Regions from separate parts of the Homo sapiens genome. Here all the other regions are linked to region 2. A link is a contact called in ENCODE Hi-C or POLR2A ChIA-PET data. All regions are on one chromosome and are shown on one strand. The core of a region is the stretch at or near the end of the contact, and the rest is flanking DNA. Distances in the headings are between cores, read along the strand shown.

Region 1 (3,197 bases), core at 148-2,647, 3.0 Mb after region 2:
TAATGGCTGGCACCTTTACTAATGTACAAGAATAAGAACTGTAAAGAACAATAATCTGTTTCTTTCTTCACCCAGCTTTCTTCAGAAGGACCTGACTTCAGTACACATAAATCATCCTGCTTGGTTGTGAATGCAATTAGTTTTACTTTCACAAGAATCGTGTCCTCTTGTTGATCTCTTTCCATTTTCTTCATACTTACATCTACTTTCTAATACCGTCACACTTCCTTTCTAGGCAACTTCTCCCTTTTTGCCAACTTCAGGTGGCCAAAGAAATATGCTATCAGTTTCATCTCTCTTGTTTGGAGGCTGATGTGCTCCCTGAACATACAGTCCTAATCCCAGCTCAATTTTCATGTTCAGGAAATAGGTGGGGTATCATGCTTGCTTCACAGAGAAACTGAAACCTATTCCTGAATACGATCTTTCCCACATTACTTCCAGTCTGGAATTCTGCATTCTCACTGCACAATGATTTCCAATCACTCATGTGTTAAGATTTAACATGTAAGTCCTTTATCTAGCTGAGAGATCCCAGATTCGGGTTCCTGCCCCGTCAGTAAGGGAAGATACAGCAAGGAGTTTGTAAAAGCACTAGCCCAGAAAACATCTCAAGCCGTTAGATCCATTTCAGGGTCTGGTTCACGCCAGTTGGCTTCACCTTAATCGAGTTAGTAGCACTTACCTGAGCTTCGGGATACCCCATCCCACCCTATTCCTGTTTAGTCCCAGGTGGGGTCCAGGGCTTTGGCTGACAGATTTTCGATCCTGAGTCCCGATTCAGATTTCACTGACGGTTAGAAATAGGTCCTGGTTCCTGACTGGGATCAACTCCCAGCTGGGACCTTGCTTGAATGGAGTGTCGGTTCGAATCATGTGGTAGTGGCAGGAGCCAGGAAGGAACCCATGTCGGCTCCGGCTCTCAGCCGGGATCCTGGCTCCGGACAAGACCCAGGGGTCGGGTCAGCCCCAGGTCGGGTTCGAAGCCGGGTGCAGGTCTCACCTTGACGCAGTCGATGGGGTACATCACGCAGTGCTCCAGGATCCCTGCCACGGCGCCTGCCACCATGTGCGTGGTGACAGTGGCTCCAGCCGGCAGCGCCTCGTAGTCCGGGCCGGAGTCCGGATCTTGTCGTACCGGGGGCCTGCAGGCCCCGGCCTCCCCGCCGCCGGCCCCCCGGCCCACGCCCCGCTGCAGCCACCCGTCCAGCAGCGCCGACTCCCCGGGGCTCCGCCCGGGCCCTGCCGCCGGCCCCCCCGCCACACCGCCAGCACCCCGCCCCTCCAACTCCATCCACCCGGGCCAGCTGCGGCGCCCACCCCCGCCGCCGCTGCCACCACTGCCGCCGCCGCCCCCCGGCCCCGTAGTGTCCGCCTCAGGCGCGGCCCAGAGAGCCCGGGGCCTCCGGCTCCCGCTTGGCCCCGCGGACACGCCCCCCAAGCAACCATTGGTGGAGACGCCAAGTTAGACCCACCCCTTTCCTTACGTACGAAAAATCAGCCGGTAGTATTAGCGAAGTCGCCTGTCATTCCTCCGCCCTGAGGCGTTGCTAGCGCCTACATCCCACCTTTTCCCCTTTGATCTTAGAAGCTTCTTGTTTATTGGTCACTGATTGGCCGACATGTGCGATCAACCCGCCTCTGACTTTTAGAAGGGCGGGAGAAACTTAAGGCTGAACTTTGATAGGCTCAACCACTCTTGATACTTTGACCGCGGCCATTGGCCCGCACCACGTCGGTCCCCGATTGGCTACAGAAAGAGCGACGCGCCCAGGGACTCTAGGGGCCGACTTCGGGCCCCTCACTAGCGCCTGCAGAGCTGCGGTCCCTGTGCGCGGGATCGCGTCGGGGGCGGGGCGGCGACAGGCCTTCAACGTCAAACTGCTGACGGGCGCCGTTACGACCCGCGCTCCCGTGCGCTCCTCAAATTCTGAGACGCGTGGCTGGAGAGCGGGCGGCCCTGGCCCCGGAGAGCCGTGTTCCCGCGGGATCTCGTCGCGGGCGTGAGGCGGGGCCGGCCTGGGCCGGTCATCCCTGGCTGGCGCGACCCGCAGCCTGTCCGGGAAGCCGTTGCGACATGCGGGCTGGGAACCGCCTCACCTCCAGGGGGGACCGCGGCGGCCCGCTAGACTCTGGTCGGGTCTGGAGTATTGGGCCCTCTGGCCGGACTCGGTGCTCCTCAGGCCCCAGCGCCCGGCACTGAGCCTCGCATCCACATTCGCAGAGTAAACCCAACAAGTGTTGAATGAATGAGGTTCCCCGGGCCCCGGCTGTCACTGGGCTCTGCGCCAGGCCAAGAGCCGAAGGCGGGGGAGGAAGATGTCGAAATGGGCGGGATGATTCACAGATGACGGCCGGTGGCGAGGCGGGGCTGGAGGCCGCATCCCAAAGGCAGCAGGGAAGTGCGGCGGCTGTGGGGAAGCTCGGACGCACGGCCTGGCCGAGTCTGAAGCATCAGTATTTTGTCCCTGAGCCGGCGCGCTGATGGGTCCCCCGCCTGGCGATGAGGGCTTCTCCCTCCCTCGGGTCAGCCCGGGTCCTGAGAGGCAAGGCCAGCGATTCCCGGCCTTAGGACCTCCTGCTCTAGGGAGCACGGGCGTCTTCTTCCATTTGCCTTCCCCGAGCGTGTTGGCACAAGCTGCCCGCGGTTTCCAGCTCTGTCTTCTCTGTTTTACCCAGATGATGCAACTGTGGACTTCTCCATCTGTTCATAGGTTTTCCTTGGATAGGAAAGATGTTTTCCTTTTTTCTTTCTAAAGTTTAGCTCTTCTCTGGGCTTCCTTTTTAAAAACTTTTTCTACTCTCTTCAGCAGTTGTTATTAACCTTTAGGTCGCGACCGTTTGGAAAATAATAAAACTACGAATTCTCTTCTCCTACTTCCACCTCCCATCCCCTGTGTGCACTCAAAATTTTGCATATCATTTCTGCGTTTCAGAGTCCCTGAAGGTGCCATGTGGACACCCTAGGGGTCCATTAACCTGGTTAACCTCTCCCTGGCCGGCGCAGTGGCTCATGCCTGTGACCCCAACACTGTGAAGGCCGAGGTGGGACGATTTATTGAGCTCAGGAGTTCGAGACCAGCCTGGACAACATGGCAAAACCCCGTCTCTACAAAATAATAAATACAAAAAAGTACAAAAATTCAAAAATTAGCTGGGTATGGTGGTGTGCACCTGTAGTCTCAGCTACTTGGGGG
Region 2 (3,240 bases), core at 717-3,216:
AATTTGTAAATTATTCTAAAGCCTTTATATACACCCAATTTGTAAAATTTTAATGGTTTCCCTAATCACAGCAGTGTAAGTCACAAGATTACAAGATTAAAAAGTAGAATACAGTACACTTTTGAGCTTATATGCCTGTATCACGGAACTACACATTGAGAGTTCTGAGTTTCATATGGTAACTTTTCCTAAGTGTTTTTTTAATTGGAAATATATTAGTAATAATATCATTAAACAGAAGGATGGATGCCCACTGAAAATTTAAAAATACTCAAAGACCCAAATCTATACATGGTCCCTGTATACTATGTGAAACAATAGCAGTTCTTAAACTTTGAGACAGCTTATCTGATGAAAGAACACAAAAGGAAATCGTTTTAAGCTGTTTAACCTCCCAACAAAATTATCTTAGGTGAAACACCACAAGTACAGTACAAAAACATGTCACCAATTCGAGATTTGTGTCTCTAAAGAAATACATACCTACACAGGTAAGAAGTTTCTGGCTGTGACCGAAGGTAGAACAGTCAAAAGTTTAGAGCTTTTATTAGCTAAAATAAGATCCCAGCTAGCCAAGGATCCAGCGAAAAGTTTTGTTGATTACAAATAAAATCGGATCCATTAAATAGGTAAGGACGACTGCTTCATTTCCTCACTTACCAGAAATGACATAAGACTCCCTCAGATCGTTCTGATTTAGTACAAACACAGTCTCTCATAGAAACTCCTATCATTAATGGTAAAGGTATAAAAAACAATTACTCGTCAAGCAAACTCTCAATTTACCTGACCTTCCTGCCTTGCTCAAGTCTACCACTCTGAAAACCACAGTTACAGCCCTAAGTGAAAGCCATTTGAAGAGTCGTTCACATGCACGTTTTGATGTGAGAATACCAATTAAACAAACTGCCAATCACCTTTAGGCCAAATGCAAAAGGGACTGTTTCTGGCCCTGACCTGAAGACTGGGAAACGTCAAGACCCTTTACTGTCAGAAGCTGCCTTAGTTAGAGACTATCGGGATGGGGGTCTCACTTAGGGGCTGGAAGGTGAGGAGAAAGTTACAAGAAAGGCCTAGGAATTGAACGCGTGTAGGTTGGGTGCACTTACAAGTAAGTATAAACTGCTCTTCAATTCAAGTTTATTAATGCTGCCCCACCCCAGGGTTTTAATCCGGTCTGGGCAGAAGCGGGCGATAAAAGCCAAAGGAGACCATAAAGTGTAGGATATTTCCTGGTTAGTGGCTGCCGGGTAATCACGATGCATCCATCTTCCTCGGCGTCGCAGCCCTCAGTAGCCAGAAGGCAGTCTCCTTCCCTGGGGGGCAAAAGCCCCGAGCCCAGCCTGCCCGTTGCCCCGCTCCCGCGGTGGATGAACCTCAACCCTTCCCAGGCTCCTTCCTGGCCCCAGGGTCCCAGGAACCCCGAGACCCTGGGGTGCGGCGCCACTGAGGCCCAGACCGGGGGAAGGAGACCCTGTCACTCGGGAGCGGAGCCCTGTCCCGGGAGCGCACGGAAATGCCTCCTCCACGCTCCCAAGGTTCCTGCTCCGCCAGGCCCAACCGGAAGGAGTCCTCGGGCCGCAGTGGGGCACCACCGGGCCGCCGGGCACTCCAGGCTGCGTGGGGCCTGCCTCAGTGGGCAACTGGGGAGCTAGCCCGGGGCGGCCGCGCCGGCCGGGGCGCCTCACCGTGTGTTCGTGCTCGTCCGCCCGGGTCCGGGGCAGCAGCAGCAGCAGCAGCCACAGCGCGGCGGCCGCCGCCACGCCAAGAGCGCCAGGCAGCGGCCTCATCCTCCGCGCCCCTCCGGCCCGGAGCCGGCTCACCGACTCCTCCTCCCGCCGCCGCCTCCTCCGCCGCCGCCGCCTCCGCCGCGGCCGATTCGCATCCACGGGGCGCGGACAGACGCACGGGGCCCGGCCCAGCCGCTGCCTCCTCTGCCGCCGCCGTCGCCGTCACCGCCCGCTCCTGAGCCTCCCCCGCCCCCCGCGCCTCCTCAGCCTCTTCCTCTGACTCAGCCACGTCATCCGGCCACCCCGGCACGCGCCGGAAGTGCCTCGCGACGCGGGGCCGCCACCGCCGCCGGGCCGAGGGAGGGCCCGGCAACCGCCGCCTGCGCGCCGGCTGCCCCTCGGCTCCTGGGAGCCGCGGCGCTACGGGCCTGCCGAGCACTCGGGCGGGCGCCGAGCAGGCTGGGCCCCGGCGCAGTGGCCTAGCCTGGACCGCAAGGCCGAAGCCGCCTCCGGGCCGCGTCCCGGTGTTTCGGGTTGTGTAACCTTGGCCAAAATGCTTAAGCTTTTTTCCTGGCTGCCAAATGGGGCCGATCGTCTGACCTGCTGCCTCCGGAACTTGAGGGATCAGATCAAATAACCCTTTCCTGGCGCTCGTCTGCCGCTGTGAATGAATCACGGGCTCCTGTAATCACCGTTAGGAGAGATTGTTAAACTCGTACAGGGTTGGATGTTTTAAAGTTACTGAATATTTACTGGACCCCTACTGTTCAATCAAGACATGCTAAGTTAGCTTGCCATTCTTGTTCATTTATGTGTTTACTTAACTATTTCTGGGTCTCCTCTTCCCAGTCATAAATATCTCTTGGAGTGTAAGCTCCTCGGAGCAGAGATCCTGTTTCCGTATTTCCTGTACCTAGAACAGTGCCAGATCCGTAGTAGACACTGAAACAAAAAATCTTTAAAAAAAAAAAAATATACGAATGTGGCACCACCATTTACACAGGCCACTAAGCCAAAAATCTCGAACTTGTCAGATTGTCTCTTCTCAGCCATCAGCAGTCAACAAGTTCTAGCATTTGGTCTCTTAAAAGTGGTTCAAGAGTTTATTTTTCCTCTCCTTCCTCTGCCAGTACCAACCAGTCTTCCGTATCACTATGTATTGCAAGAGTCTCACAAGAAGATATCCATCACTGACTGATCTTCCTCCCGTTTAACATCCCCAACAGGTGCCAGGGTGATGTTTTTTTTATTCTAAAAAGAAACCAGATTATATCGCTCACTCCCTTGCTTAAAACAGTTCTTCAATGTTAGGTAAATAAATCATGGAGTCACCACGAGGGCGTTCATCTGCCAGGCACTATTCTGAACGATATTGGCTCATTAAATTCTCACAGAAACCCTATGCAGCAGGTACGGTGAAAATGTTCCTGTTACAGATGAGGTAACTGAAGCACAGAGAGCTTGAGTGGCTTGCTGAAACACCAGACCCACTCAGTCTGGCTCCATAATA
Region 3 (3,284 bases), core at 497-2,996, 4.8 Mb before region 2:
GTCCAAGGGCCGGGGGTTGGGGACCCCTGTTCTAGTTAACTTGCTGCAGCTCCTACATCAGTATTTGCTGCTTCACCTTACACTTCTATATTATGAAGACAGCTTCTTTCCTTAAACTTCATGAACCAACCTCTGCTAGCTTTTAACTTGTCTTCTGCAACTTCCTCAGGTCTCTCAGCCTTCACAAAATTGAAGGCAGTTAGGGCTTTGCTCTGGATTCAGCTTTGGCTTAAGGAAATCTTGTGGCTGGTTTGACCTTCTATCCAGACCACTCAAACGTTCTTCGTATCAGCAGTAAGTCTGTTTCACTTTCTTATCATTCATGTGTTCACTGGAGTAGCACTTTTAATTTCCTTCAAAAACTTCTCATTTGCATTCACAACTTGGCTGTTTGGTGCAAGGGGGCCTATCTCAGCTTTCAACATGCCTTCTGCACTAAGATGAATCATTTCTAGCTTTTGATTTAAAGTGAGAGATACGCAACTTTTCCTTTCACTTGAACACCTAGAAAACCATTGCAGAGTTCTTAATTGGCCTAATTTCAATATTATTGTGTTTAAGGGAACAGATAGGCCCCAGGAGAGGGAGAGAGATGGCAGAGTAGCCTGTCAGTGGGGCAGTCAGAACATACACATTTATTGATTGATTGCTGTCTTCTATGGGTGTGGTTTGTGGTGCCTCAAAACAATTACAACAGTGATTTCAACTTATCACTGATCATAGATCACCATAGCAGATTTATGGGAAGAAAAATGATAAACGCAATCATATTGGTAGTGTTCTAGTCCTAGGTTCGTTCATGCATGTTCATGTTATTGATAAGCACCATAACTTCAATTTCATATGTATAAAAATGCTCAAAAAAGTGTACATCCTCTTTTAGCACTGTAGTGAGTCAACATTCCCCAACAAAAACTGGATTTCCTGAAAAACAGGTTAAGGTAGGAGGTTGGGGGGGGGATGCTTTTCAGAATGGCAAAGGTCAACATGTATCATCTTCTGTAAGTAAAATGTATGTATAGGCATACCTTTCTTTCAGTTTAAGACAAGGGGGTGTAGTGGGGAATTATCGTGTAAAACTACACCAGTATCTTAAGCATGAAAATCAATTATATGCTTTTCTTTTGTTTGTTGGTCAAAGAAAAAGATTATAACTCAGAAAACTTTCTTGGAGATGCGTATGCTCAGTGTATCCAAACTTTAGGCATGTCAGGTACAATATTGATTTACAAAAAGTTCCTCTAATCAATCCTGAGCTAATAACTTACTGTGGAAAGAGTAATTGATCAGAGCCATCCCTCCAATTGGAGTCAACTTCCATGACTGTTCGGATTTCCTTTATTTTGGGGGCAGTTCATCCAAACTTCTATTAAACGGCAACTAGTTCACTTTTGAGAAGTGGTTTACAAGAAACAACAACAACAACAACAAAGCAGTTGCGGAGGAAAGAAAAGAGACAAAGTAAAAAAAACGGAAAAGAAATCTCCCAGGAGAAAGGGATGTGGAAGCTGAAAACACGGACAATTTCCACAGTAAGACTTCCAAAAGAATGTGCAAGATCCGAGCAAAACTTTCAAGGGCTCTTTTTCAGTGTAATGGTAGTGAGAAAGTTCAGCCTGGAAAGCCCAGGGCTTAAAACAACAACAACAAAAAACACAATATGCAGGATCGTTCGGCTTCAGCAGAACCCACCGCAAAGATGGCGGTGGGACGAAGCCCCTTCTCCCGCCGCCGAAGCCTCTCGCCTCACATTTCCCACAAACCCTTCGCGCCGCCTCGCTAGCCGAAACCTGCCCAGCCGGTGCCCGGCCACTGCGCACGCGCGGGACGACGTCACGTGCGCTCCCGGGGCTGGACGGAGCTGGCAGGAGGGGCCTTGCCAGCTTCCGCCGCCGCGTCGTTTCAGGACCCGGACGGCGGATTCGCGCTGCCTCCGCCGCCGCGGGGCAGCCGGGGGGCAGGGAGCCCAGCGAGGGGCGCGCGTGGGCGCGGCCATGGGACTGCGCCGGATCCGGTGACAGCAGGGAGCCAAGCGGCCCGGGCCCTGAGCGCGTCTTCTCCGGGGGGCCTCGCCCTCCTGCTCGCGGGGCCGGGGCTCCTGCTCCGGTTGCTGGCGCTGTTGCTGGCTGTGGCGGCGGCCAGGATCATGTCGGGTCGCCGCTGCGCCGGCGGGGGAGCGGCCTGCGCGAGCGCCGCGGCCGAGGCCGTGGAGCCGGCCGCCCGAGAGCTGTTCGAGGCGTGCCGCAACGGGGACGTGGAACGAGTCAAGAGGCTGGTGACGCCTGAGAAGGTGAACAGCCGCGACACGGCGGGCAGGAAATCCACCCCGCTGCACTTCGCCGCAGGTAACCGGGGCCAGCGTCCCCTCGCCTCGCTCCAGACCCCACCTGCGCAGCCGGGGCCCACAGGTCTGAAACCAGTGCTCCTCCGCCTCCCGACCTTTCTCCAGGACTCTGGTCCTGGTGATCTCGCTCTCTTCCAGTGGGGACTAAGGAGATTAGGGGTAGGGTGAGCGTGCCACACTCGCTGGAAGTTTTTTGTTTTGTCTTGGTTTGGTTTTTTTGCCAGGTGTTGGGGGTGGTTTGGGGTTTTGGCTTTGTTTTGTTTTACAGTATCAACAATACCTGTACCAACTTCCGGTCTTGTTACCCTAGAAGGCCTCTACACACAAGAAAGAGTAGGGGACGTAGTTGATAGACCTTATGATTTAAAAGGTCAGTTACCTCCAAAATTTTTCGTTCTTGCAAGTTCCATTTGGGTTAAGGTCTTGAAGGACTTTGTAAAATACAAGGATGTAATTTAGGAGGAGTAGCTTAATAGGACGTTGACACATTAGCGTTAATTGGTTTATCAGAATAGCCAATCATTACCAAGTTTCTGGAGTGACTAGAACGGGAAATAGGCAAGTTTGGGAGAACTGAAACCTGACTTAGGCTGGGTGCGGGAAGCCTTAGACACACACACATACAAGTTGGGCGGAAAGTGGTAGTATAAGAGAAAAGATAGTGCAAGTACTTTAGCTTGAATCTAGAATTTAAGTTGGGACTAACCTTGCTTCATTCTGAAATTTAGATCGTTTGAATTACATTATTTTAATATTTATTAGGTTCACTTTATGATTTAAGCATATTAAATTTAGTCGAAAAATTTAAAAGAGCCATAGATGGGATATTCAGCTTATTCCCATAAAGCATGCATGCTGTTCACTTGTAGGAAAGATGATGACTGTTTCTAACTTCAGGTGAGTCATGCGTGATTGAAAATGGGAGTACCTCCTCTTACCT

The links. A loop is a pair of places that touch in the nucleus more often than their neighbours do. ChIA-PET counts read pairs that join two places held with the same protein, here RNA polymerase II (POLR2A). Pooled maps may share reads with other maps.
Region 1: a loop to region 2 is called in a map of naive thymus-derived CD4-positive, alpha-beta T cell, with 17 times the contacts of the local background. The contact joins the promoter of SLC25A28 here to the promoter of TM9SF3 in region 2. A Hi-C loop is called at or near these places in 1 of 168 maps with a recorded cell type or tissue (naive thymus-derived CD4-positive, alpha-beta T cell), 1 of 37 single-sample maps with no recorded cell type and 10 of 50 pooled maps.
Region 3: a loop to region 2 is called in a map of CD4-positive, alpha-beta T cell, with 12 times the contacts of the local background. The contact joins the promoter of TNKS2-DT here to the promoter of TM9SF3 in region 2. A Hi-C loop is called at or near these places in 1 of 168 maps with a recorded cell type or tissue (CD4-positive, alpha-beta T cell) and 8 of 50 pooled maps. POLR2A ChIA-PET finds 5 or more read pairs at or near these places in 1 of 52 experiments (T-cell).

The regions. Positions count from the first base shown.
Region 1 is chr10:99,619,042-99,622,238 of GRCh38, forward strand. It overlaps SLC25A28 (solute carrier family 25 member 28), which reads right to left and starts at 1,398. Exons shown (of 4, transcript NM_031212.4): 1 at 1,004-1,398. The coding sequence starts at 1,294. SLC25A28-DT (SLC25A28 divergent transcript) reads left to right here and starts at 1,804. Exons shown (of 1, transcript NR_186534.1): 1 at 1,804-2,877. RefSeq lists enhancers at 624-1,206, 1,790-2,372, 2,373-2,954 and silencers at 1,089-1,248, 1,979-2,138.
Region 2 is chr10:96,585,046-96,588,285 of GRCh38, forward strand. TM9SF3 (transmembrane 9 superfamily member 3) reads right to left here and starts at 1,967. Exons shown (of 15, transcript NM_020123.4): 1 at 1,689-1,967. The coding sequence starts at 1,790. It overlaps LOC105378443 (a long non-coding RNA gene), which reads left to right and starts at 2,019. Exons shown (of 3, transcript XR_946220.4): 1 at 2,019-3,240. RefSeq lists a silencer at 1,627-2,196 and an enhancer at 3,075-3,134.
Region 3 is chr10:91,796,545-91,799,828 of GRCh38, forward strand. TNKS2-DT (TNKS2 divergent transcript) reads right to left here and starts at 1,747. Exons shown (of 2, transcript NR_108071.1): 1 at 1,693-1,747. TNKS2 (tankyrase 2) reads left to right here and starts at 1,882. Exons shown (of 27, transcript NM_025235.4): 1 at 1,882-2,345. The coding sequence starts at 2,147. RefSeq lists an enhancer at 1,591-1,760 and a silencer at 1,841-2,250.